4 separate regions of the Homo sapiens genome follow, and regions 1, 2 and 4 are each linked to region 3. The links are chromatin loops, found by intact Hi-C in ENCODE. Cell type or tissue: heart left ventricle. All regions are shown on one strand.

Region 1 (2,500 bases), 82 kb before region 3:
CTTTTTTTTTTTTTTTTTGAGACGGAGTCTCGCTCTGTCGCCCAGGCTGGAGTGCAGTGGCGCGATCTCAGCTCACTGCAACCTCCGCCTCCCAGGTTCAAGCAATTCTCCTACCTCAGCCTCCCAGGTAGCTGGGACTACAGGCGTGCGCCACCACGTCCAACTAATTTTTGTATTTTTAGTAGAGACGGGATTTAACGATGTTGGCCAGGATGGTCTTGATCTCTTGACCTTGTGATCCACCCGCCTTGGCCTCCCAAAGTGCTGGGATTACAGGCGTGAGCCACCGCACCCGGCCCCCTCCCTCATTCTTTACCCTCCCTCAGAGTTAGGGTTTCTCATGGTCTTGTCCTTGGGTCTCTTCTCACACCAGGCCTGCTTCATGAATGATTCCTTCCTGCAGCCTGGCCTTGGTAAACTGCTCCCTGGCCTCTGGTCACCTGTGTCTTATATCACACATGCCATTCCCTCTGCCCAGCTCACACTGCTCCGCTTTGTGCCTGTCAGTCTGTTGTACACACAATGAATTAGAGAAATGAAACTGTCACAGAGCATGGCTTTGTGGAGGGCAGAGATTTACACTTGCTTATTATCATCCAGCTGTGCAACCTTGTTGCCCTGTCTTACTTTCCACAGGCTTTGAGAAAGCAAGTGGGTGTGTGGGGCCATGGATGAATGAAGCCACATGGGATGGTGGGAAGAGAGCACATATAGCATTTAGAGTCTGATCCAGGTTCGGGTTCTGGCTTTGCCACTTAGCAGCCGTGTGACCCTGGGCAGGTTAACTGACCCTGTAAGCTCCCTTTCCCTCTCTGGAAATGAGGCTGCTGATAATTCACCAAGTGGGATTGTGGTGAGAATTATCTTAAGAGAATGATTTAACTCTTAGCACAGTCCCTGGCATAAATGAGAGCCACAGCTCTAGAAGAGGTGCAAGTCCTTGTCTTGCTCATGGAAAGCATCCTGTTTGACAGGGAAATTGACTTTTCCAGGGAAGTTGGTAAGGACTTCCTGAAAAGAGATACTTCAGCTGGCAGAGATGTTCAGTGGGGTTCCCAGGCAGCAGGGAGTGCATGTGAGCTTTCCCGGTCGTTGTTAGACAGAAGTAGCTTGCATCATCTACAGTGAAGCTTGTTTTGTCTGTTCCCTTTATTTCAGGTTCCAGTGGGATGGGAGCTTATCACGGAAAACATAGTTTTGATACTTTTTCTCATCAGCGTCCCTGTTTATTAAAAAGTTTAAAGAGAGAAGGTGCTAACAAACTCAGATATCCTCCCAACAGCCAGTCAAAGGTGGATTGGGGAAAATTTTTTCTCTTGAAACGGTTCAACAAAGAAAAACTCGGTCTCCTGTTGCTCACTTTCCTGGGTATTGTAGCCGCTGTGCTTGTCAAGGTGAGTCCCTATAACCCATGAGTGCCATTCAGTCTGGTCCTGGCCTGATGGCTGCCAGATGCATATTCTAGCAGGACTCTACATTAACTTGTAGAGTCTAAGACAGGGTCAGTGAACCACAGCCTGCTGGCCAGCTACCCGTTTTTGTCACTGAAGTTATTGGAACACAGCCACACCCACTTGTTTAATCATCCACAGCTGCTTTCATGGGACAGTGACAGAGCTGAGTAGTTGCAACAGAGGCTGAATGGCCCTCAGAGCCTAAATTATTACAGAAAAGTTTGCTGATCTCTGGTCTAAGAGATTAAAACAGCGTAGAACTTGATTGCAGAATTCTGAGCTGTCTGATCAAAGGGTTAGCCCTTTGATCCTTTTGGTATTGGACTTTCCTTGTCACTTACAGCTTTGTTCTTGAATGTGCATGAAATCAGCTTACCACAGAGGTGAAGGCAAGAACTCTGGTACAACAGCTTTGGTGAGGGATATTTTATTAGGCTTGAGTTTTTTTCCTCCAAAGTTCACTACCTGATAAAGTTTATCTTTGGTGATTAGTCATTATAGGGATGGGCTTGCAAAGAGGCCCTCATGATAGCTGCCTTCTCAAAGCAGTTTGCGTATTTTGAGATGAAAGAGGAAATCCGTAATTAAAGTTAAGATGGAATGAGGAAGGCAATTGTGTCTGTGGTGCCCTCAGCCGTTCAACTGAGGATATAACATTGAAAATATTGACCATATCAGTGAAGAATGGGCTTGGAAAAGGCAATGGTAATAGTTGTGTTTATGTTTTGTTTAAAATTTGAAAGGGGGCCGGCGCAGTGGCTCACACCTGTAATCCTAGCACTTCGGGAGGCTGAGGCAGGGGAATCACGAGGTCAGGAGTTCAAGACCAGCCTGACCAATATGGTGAAACCCTGTCTCTACTAAAAATACAAAAATTAGCCAGGCATGGTGGCACGCACCTGTAGTCCCAGCTACTCGGGAGGCTGAGGGAGGAGAATCACTTGAACCCGGGAGGTGGAGGTTGCAGTGAGCCAAGATCATGCCACTGCACTCCAGCCTGGGCAATAGAGCGAGACTCCATCTCAACAACAACAACAACAAAAATT
Region 2 (2,500 bases), 380 kb before region 3:
TACACTAAGGAAATTGGCCAATGCAACAATCAGGGCTTTACTATTTTATATTTTATTTTTTCTCAGAAAACGGGACGTGCTACTTTACCAGCACATCACTGGGGGTAGGAGATGAGGTCAGAGAACTCGCCAGGCCCAGATCACCCAGCGCCTGAGTGGCTGGAGGTTAAGTGAGTTGGGTTTTTACAGGGTCCCTCTGTGTGGGTGTGGGGGGAAAGCTGAGAGGCCGAGGAGCAGGCAGATGTGGTCATCCAGGTAGGTTTGCCAGACTTAGCAAAGAAAAATACAGGATGCATGCACTACTCGGGACATACCTAACTAAAGAATTATTTGTTGTTTATCTGAAATTCCAACTTAAAACACTGGGTATCCTGTATTTTAGCTAGCAACCCAGGTGGCAGGTGGAAGATGGAGATTCACGATTGCTTCTGGAAGACTCGCTGTGTGATTCCGCCCACCCCATGGCCATTCCCTCCTCCTGAGATGTTCAGAGCAGGATTCCTACCTAGTGCCCCGCCAAACATGGCCCACACCCCAAGTCACCCTGGACCACACCCGCCCCTCCGTCATTTCCTACAGGCTTTTCCTGCAGATTGAGAGAGGAAACTGGGCAGGGAGCACACCACTGATGGGTGAAATGATGATCTCACAGGAAACCAGACAAGCTAGAGTTGTCACCACACCCTGGACTCAGAGAACTTGGGTACTTCACCGACGGCCACCTCCCATCGCCCTTTCATTCTTCATGGGCAGGGCCTTGCAAGCCTTGGTGATGGATTTTATTCCATGAGATGGGGCAGCTGTTGCAGGAACACGATTTGAGTTGTTTTTTGAAAGATTGCTCTGGCTACTGTGCAGAGTGGCTTCTCAGGGTGCACACGGGGGAGATGTCGTAGGACAACTGGGTGTTGGATCTGGAGCTCAGGGAGAACAACCCTCAGAGGAGATGGCCCCTGGCTGAGCCTGGAGATACCACCATTCCAGAGAAGAGCAGAGGGCCAGGAGAAGGGGCGTGTGGCTGTGTGGTTGACATCTCGATGACATGTGCTGTGTGTGTCCCTCACAGACTTGGGATCTTTCTGGGAGGCAAACACAGGCCTTGGGGAATGTTCTGGGATGGGCGATGTCAGCCTCAGTGTGTTTGCTCAGCTGCTGGGCTCTCTTGGGACCATAGAGGACTGCAGCACCAATGGTGGAACTCCAGGCGTGGTGACAGGATGTGACCAGGTTCCCCCACCCAGGTCTGTGGTCAGCCTGGCTGTGCTGAATGGTGGAAGCAGGGGTGAGGCCCCGAGAGGTGTCTGGAGCCATCTGGCCGTGAGGTCAGCCACCCAGCCAGGCCTCTGGAAGCCATGGGCAGCCACTTCCCAGATGCGGCTTCCTGCCCTTTCCTCCACCAAAACCACACTCAGCTCATAGGCTGGCCTCAGGGGCAGTCCCTTTCCCACGGGGAGGGCCGCATGCAAATGCCACACTGAGCTGAGCCAAGGCAGGGGTCAATTCTGAAGGCCTGGATCCTCCATGTCCTATGGGCAGGTCAACCACAACAAAGCCCAGCCTGCCCATCAAGCCCCACTGCTTTCCACTGCTTTGGTGCCTTCGCCTCTCTGGGTGAACCCTGCTCACCCTGAGCCCCTGCATGTAAGGCACTTTTAGATGCAATCATCCCCTGCGATTTTCCTGATACAGGGAGAAGAAGGCAGGTGGCCCTGGCCACTGTGTGTGCTGACGCAGAGCGAACAGGCAGCAGCACTGGAGGGAGGGAGGAGTGTGTGTGTGGCTGTGCGTCCTGTGTGTGGATTTTTGTGTGCAAGTCCCGTGTGTGTACCTAGCATGTATGTCCCAGTAGCTTGTGTGTACCTGTGCCCTGGGTGTGTGCTTGTGCAAATCTCTGTGTGTGTTTGTGCAAATCTTTGTGAATGTAAACCTGTACCTAAGAGTGTTGTCTGTGTGTCAACGTGTGTGTATAGGCGCCTGGAACCAGTTATGATTTAGATCAACACCCCACTTTCAGCCTTGGCGAGATTCCTTCCTGCAGGACCGGGGAACAGATCACTACTCCCATTTTGCAGAAGTGAGACTGAGGCTCAGAGAGGGCCGAGACTTGCCTAAGGTCACCAGCTGATGGGATTACAATTCAGTCCTTACCTCTATGGTGGCTTCTAAGGGTTCATGGGTGTTCTTGGTCCCAAACTCTCCTCCCCAACCTGTTCCATTGGTGCCTGCAATACCCCTGTTGGGAAGAGACAGTGTCCTTGGCAGATTCATCTGTTAAACTGGCCTCCCTTCATGAAACAGGGACAATCCATCCTTCCCAAGACTGTCCTAGCGGGTAGATGGCCCCTGGAGCAGGAGGGCCTGCCAAGGAAGGCAGGGAAGGGGAAGGGGTGGGGGTCCTGCAGAAAGACAACTGCCTGCCCTTCAGAGTGTGGGCTGTGGGAGAGGCTGCCACAGACATGGGTGTGGGTTGTGGTTTGGCCACTTGGGCTTCCTCCTGGAT
Region 3 (2,500 bases):
CTCTGTTACTGTTACAAAGCCCCTCTTTGGAGAGGCATGAAGTCAGCAGAACTGGCTGTGCCCGGGGCAATTTCCCCACTGTGTCCACACCTTCTGGGGACTTGTAGGAAAGGACTTCTGGGGCTTCTTCATCTCTTTATCTGCTGCCAGTCATAGTGCCTTGGGTCAGAGAAGCTGCAGGTTTGCAGCCAGCGGAGGTGAGTGCGAGCAAGGGGGAGCCTCCCCTAAGATGCTGCAGAGGCCCCAGTCCTCACCCCATCTCCCTTGGACTTTCCTGCTCCCAGGAAGCTGTGGCTCCCAGGCCCAGGCCCTGGCTCCCAGGAAGCCTCTGCCGAGTCAGGACAAAGGGCATCTTAGCGGGGCAGAAGGCATGAGTGCTGGCTGGAGGGGAAGTGGGTACTAGGGCCATCCTGGCTAAGTCAGCCTGCCAGGCAGGATGGCAGCAAAGTGCAAGTCATGGTGAGTTAGGCACGGGCAGCCTCACAGCAGGAATGCCCGGCCCTCCTAGCCCAGGCGGAACCTGCCTGAGTCACCGCCTGGCTGCAGCCCCAGCTGCAGAGCCTCTGCAGACCAGCCCACACCCCGGCCATCCTGGAAGGGACACAGCGGGCATGCCAGGAGGACATGCCAGGGCACGCTTGGGTTGGTACTGCCAGTCTCTTGGGGTCTGGGAAGCCCCGTCCTGGATCTTAACGGACACGGAATGCACCCTCATCACACATGAAATATAATGTTTACTCGAAAAATGCAAAGAAAATTTAAGTTTTGTTTCTTCACAATAATCACACAAATGTAATTTTACAAACATAATACACATTGTTTAGCTCAGACTTTTTCTTTTGTACGTACTTGGTTTGCCCCTTTCTCAATATGAGTGTCTCATCTGTAATCCACAATATTTTCCCTAAGTTTTTCTCAGTGCTTATTTGACATACACAAAAATGTACATGACACACTGGAAGCTGTCAGCATTTTAAAAGCAGAGCCTCATCATGCACCCTCTTCTGCATCTTCTGACCCCACTCCCTCCGGGGCGGCCGGGAGCTGGAGTCCATTCCTCCTCATGGCCGTGTGAAAGCAGTGGTAAGCATGTAGAATGTGCAAGCAACCACAATGTTCCCCGTGGATGGGAGACCACTTTGCCTTCCACTTTGGATCAATGCTCCATGGGCCGCTTTGCATGTCTTGGCGTGTGTATTTCTGCGTGTTAGATCCCAGGGATGCTGGCTTTGTCAGTCTTCACAGGTGTTGCCGGTGACTATCCACCAAGGTGGCCCTAAGGGGCTGTTGTAGTTCCAGCTGGCCTGGCAGTGTGTGGCACTCTGCCGTTTCCCTGCCGCCTAGTGGCTGGTGCATTCCTCACTGTGCAATGGCCATTGGCATTTGCCCATTTCTTGGAAGGGTTTGTGTTTTCCTTGTCAGTGTCTAGGAGCTCTTTGTATATTACAGCCATCTGCATCACTAGTATTTTCCTGAATCTATCATTTATCCACGGACTTTATTTATGGTATATTTTGTTATATAAAAGTTTTTATAAAGCTAAATAGAACTCTCCTGTTTTAGTTTAGATTAGGAGGGTACTCCTTGCCCCAGGATTAATTCCTAATTTTCTGCTAAGATTTTTATTGTTTTATTATTCACTTTGAATCCATCAAGAGTTGATTTTACAAATGCAAATGGAAATGCACATTGATTTTCTTTTTCTTTTTCTTTCTTTCTTCCTTTTTTTTTTTTTTTGAGACAGAGTCTCACTCTGTCACCCAGGCTGGAGTGCAGTGGCACGATCTCGGCTCACTGCAACCTCTGCCTCCCGGATTCAAGCAATTCTGTGCCTCAGCCTCCTGAGTAGCTGGGACTACAAGCACCTGCCACCACGCCCGGCCAATTTTTGTATTTTTAGTTGAGATGGGGTTTCACCATCTTGGCCAGGCCAATCTTGAACTCCTGACCTTGTGATCCATCTGCCTCGGCCTCCCAAAGCGTTGGGATTACAGGCGTGAGCCACCGCGCCCAGCCCACACGTTGTATTTTTTTTTTGCAGATGCACAACCTGTGTGCCAGCATCGTTTAATAACAACTCCACCCCTTCCTGACCCTTTGCTATGTGCCAGGTCTGAGCACTTCCATGTATGAACTCCTTTAGTCCTCACAAGCACCCAAGAGGCAGAAACTATCATTATTTCCATGAGAGATGAGGAACTGAAGAACACAGAGGCTAAGTGATTTGCATAAGGTCACACAGCTAGTGAGTGATCGAGCCAGGTTTCACCCGAGAATCTGACCTGGCATCCCCTTGAGGAGACTCATATCCTGGGGAGTCCTTCCCCCCAGGTTTGCAAACATATTGCCAGAGTGTGGAATACGGTTTTCTCCAAATTCTATTCTCATTCCTAGTCTTGAACGTGTCTGCTATCCCCATTCCCCTTCCCAGGGAAACTGCAAATCACGATGTGCCCAGGTCTGTCTCATCAGTGCTTGCAGAGACCAGTCCATGCGTGGG
Region 4 (2,500 bases), 220 kb before region 3:
TCCGCCCGCCTAGGCCTCCCAAAGTGCTGGGATTACAGGCGTGAGCCACCGCGCCTGGCCTAATGACCTTGTTTTCAAATCCCTGAATCCAAACTTCCTGATTATGTGAGCCAAAAAATTTGTTTTCCATTTTCTCTACTTACATTGGATCATTACAACGGAAGGAATTTTGACTATTAGAGAAATCAATCTTGTCCTGGTAACTGACACTTATTAGGTAACGGCTGGTGCCAGGCTGAGGGCAGGTGGCACTGACTCCGGTCCTCCGCCCAGGCAACCCCAGTCTTCACAGCTGGCGACGAGTGTTCTTTCACGTTTGCAGATGAGGAAGCTGAGGCTCTGGGAGGAAAGCGCGCTGCTCCTGCCCTTCTGGGCCGCAGCCTCTCGTACTCCCACAGCAGGCTTGATGGATAAACTTCCAACACGACCAGCTGGCACAAACTGTGCTACTTGGCAAATGGGAGCATGTTGCTCTATCCTGGTAGATTCTAAGTTCTCTAATGGAACAACTGATGAGAGGAGAGGAGTATGCAACACCCTAACCAGCATCAAAGGGTGTACCCAACTCAATCTGCACAGCAAATGCGCCCAACCCCACACACCCCGCGGGGTGCTAACCGAGTCACGGCTCGAGGCCTCTGGGTCCTTCCACGCCAGGTCATTCAGAACCTGAAACCCCCAGCGGAGGTGGAGAGCCGGGGTGAGTCCTGGCGTCCGAGACGTGGAGGACCCAGCCCCCGGAGCGCGTTCCGTTAGTTTACAGAGCTTTTTCAAACTTTGCCTTCCAAGTGCAGGAGTTCCTTGGTCTTTGCAAGACCCGCAGGCGTCCGCAGTGGTGCAGAGAGAGGTGCAAGGGGCGCGCCCAAGGTCGCAGGCTGCCTGGCTGCGCGCTCAGTCGGGCCCCCGGGCGCCAGGCGCGGGGCGGGCTCTGGGCGGGCGGCCGGGGCGGGGACTGCAGAGCAGGCTGCACTGCGCGGTACCCACTGCCGGCCTGCGCGGTACTCACTGCCGGCCTCCGCGGTACCCACTGCCGGCCTCCGCGCTACCCGGCCGCAGCGCGCGAGTCACATGGAAGCTCCTGAGGAGCCCGCGCCAGTGCGCGGAGGCCCGGAGGCCACCCTTGAGGTCCGTGGGTCGCGCTGCTTGCGGCTGTCCGCCTTCCGAGAAGAGCTGCGGGCGCTCTTGGTCCTGGCTGGCCCCGCGGTGAGTAAGGTGGCCTCAGTGGCAGGCCGGTACCGGCGGGCTGGGGACCTGGTGATTTCTGCCTCCGCGGGTGACTTTGGCGGGCTTTGGGGACCGAGCGAGCTGTCCGCCGGCGGGCTCCGGGGAGCATCGTGCCAGGAGCCGGGCGGGCACCCCAGCTCCTCTGCCTGCGTCCCGGCCGCTTTCCGCTCCGCACCACCCGACTGGGGGCCCCGCGGGGCACTGCGGGAACGGCTGGTACGCGCCCGGGCGCATGTTGGCTCGGAGAGGCCGGCGGCTCCAGCCTCCTGCGCCAGGAGACACCGGAGAGCTGGGACCTTTGCCCCTAACGGGGCTCTACCAGGTCCAGGCTGCATTTGCATCCGGGGGTGCCTTCTCTGGGAGCTGATTCCGGCCAATAAAACGCAAGTTGCCTGAACTTCAAAACACAAGGGAACTTGTTTCTTTGAAAAGTAGCGGTCAAAAGTTCGGGAGCTCTGCGATCTAAATAATCCCGAGGCACGGAGGAGGGGGTGCGTGGTCTGTCGTGGACTCAGAGCTGCGAAATGATTTCTTCAGAATTCAGTCAACCTCTACCGAGGAAACCAGAGGCATCCTGTACCACCCCCTCCCCGCCAGTAATTATGTATGTGAAAGAAAAAAGGGGTTTTAATGTGGTTCTTTGTGGGGTCGAGGTGTTCTTATCTGTGGGATTCTTTTCTTTTTAATCATTAGGTTAGGGCTGTTTCTGCCTTGTCTCCTAAAAATAATGTGGTTTTAAAAACCACAAAAACACAATCCTATCCACGTTCTCCTGCCAGCTTGGGTGGTTTTCAAACCGAGAGGGTAGGACGCGGCACAAGAAGCAACTGGTATGCACTTAAGGCGTGAATAAGCTTTTGACTTTGAGGCCCACATTCTGCACCTGCGCGGGCTGAGGGGGGCCGCTGTGCCTCTGGAGTGGGGGCTCGGTAGTTTGTGGGATATTGTGGCACCCGCTGTGGTGTGCAGGACAGCAAGGGTAATGCCGAGGTCAAAGCCATGGAATAAGATCCATCAGCCATGCTTTCTCACAGACCAGAAAGAACTCATGATTTGGGGCTGGGCGCGGTGGTTCACGCCTGTAATCCCAGCACTTTGGGAGGCTGAGGCAGATGGATCACTTGAGGTCAGGAGTTCGAGACCAGCCTGGCCAATATGGTGAAACTCCGTCTCTACTAAAAATACAAAAATTAGCCAGACGTGGTGGCGGGCGCCTGTAGTGCCAGCTACTCCAGAGGCTGAGGCACGAGAATCGCTTGAACCTGGGAAGTGGAGG

The links. Hi-C counts contacts between places; a loop is a spot of excess contacts. Peaks named below come from ENCODE experiments on the same cell type or tissue, not always from the same donor. Only the 100,000 strongest peaks of a DNase experiment are listed, where the experiment ranks them.
Region 1: it touches region 3 in a loop (2.0-fold over the local background); 13 of 110 quality-filtered maps call a loop at or near these places.
Region 2: it touches region 3 in a loop (4-fold over the local background); 86 of 110 quality-filtered maps call a loop at or near these places.
Region 4: a loop joins it to region 3, with 3 times the contacts of the local background. A loop is called at or near these places in 9 of 110 quality-filtered maps.

Annotation. Positions count from the first base shown.
Region 1 is chr17:19,670,563-19,673,062 of GRCh38, forward strand. ALDH3A2 (aldehyde dehydrogenase 3 family member A2) reads left to right here. Exons shown (of 10, transcript NM_000382.3): 9 at 1,159-1,394. Among named protein-coding and RNA genes, the nearest start is that of ALDH3A2, 23 kb to the left of the region's middle. In heart left ventricle, no CTCF peak of the experiment used is centred here; a DNase peak (open chromatin) is centred at 1,508; H3K27ac peaks cover 1,198 bases.
Region 2 is chr17:19,369,401-19,371,900 of GRCh38, forward strand. LOC105371573 (a long non-coding RNA gene) reads left to right here. Exons shown (of 3, transcript XR_934302.4): 3 at 67-2,332. It also overlaps a transcript of B9D1 not described here. Among named protein-coding and RNA genes, the nearest start is that of MAPK7, 7.8 kb to the right of the region's middle. RefSeq lists a silencer at 2,094-2,153. In heart left ventricle, no CTCF peak of the experiment used is centred here; a DNase peak (open chromatin) is centred at 1,301; H3K27ac peaks cover 1,839 bases.
Region 3 is chr17:19,752,708-19,755,207 of GRCh38, forward strand. No RefSeq gene overlaps it. Among named protein-coding and RNA genes, the nearest start is that of ALDH3A1, 5.7 kb to the left of the region's middle. RefSeq lists enhancers at 24-1,223, 76-606 and a silencer at 2,184-2,323. In heart left ventricle, a CTCF peak has its summit at 1,328 (motif pointing left); DNase peaks (open chromatin) are centred at 534 and 1,314; H3K27ac peaks cover 518 bases.
Region 4 is chr17:19,532,872-19,535,371 of GRCh38, forward strand. SLC47A1 (solute carrier family 47 member 1) reads left to right here and starts at 983. Exons shown (of 17, transcript NM_018242.3): 1 at 983-1,203. The coding sequence starts at 1,069. In heart left ventricle, no CTCF peak of the experiment used is centred here; DNase peaks (open chromatin) are centred at 1,050 and 1,437; H3K4me3 peaks cover 1,691 bases; H3K27ac peaks cover 944 bases; H3K27me3 peaks cover 432 bases.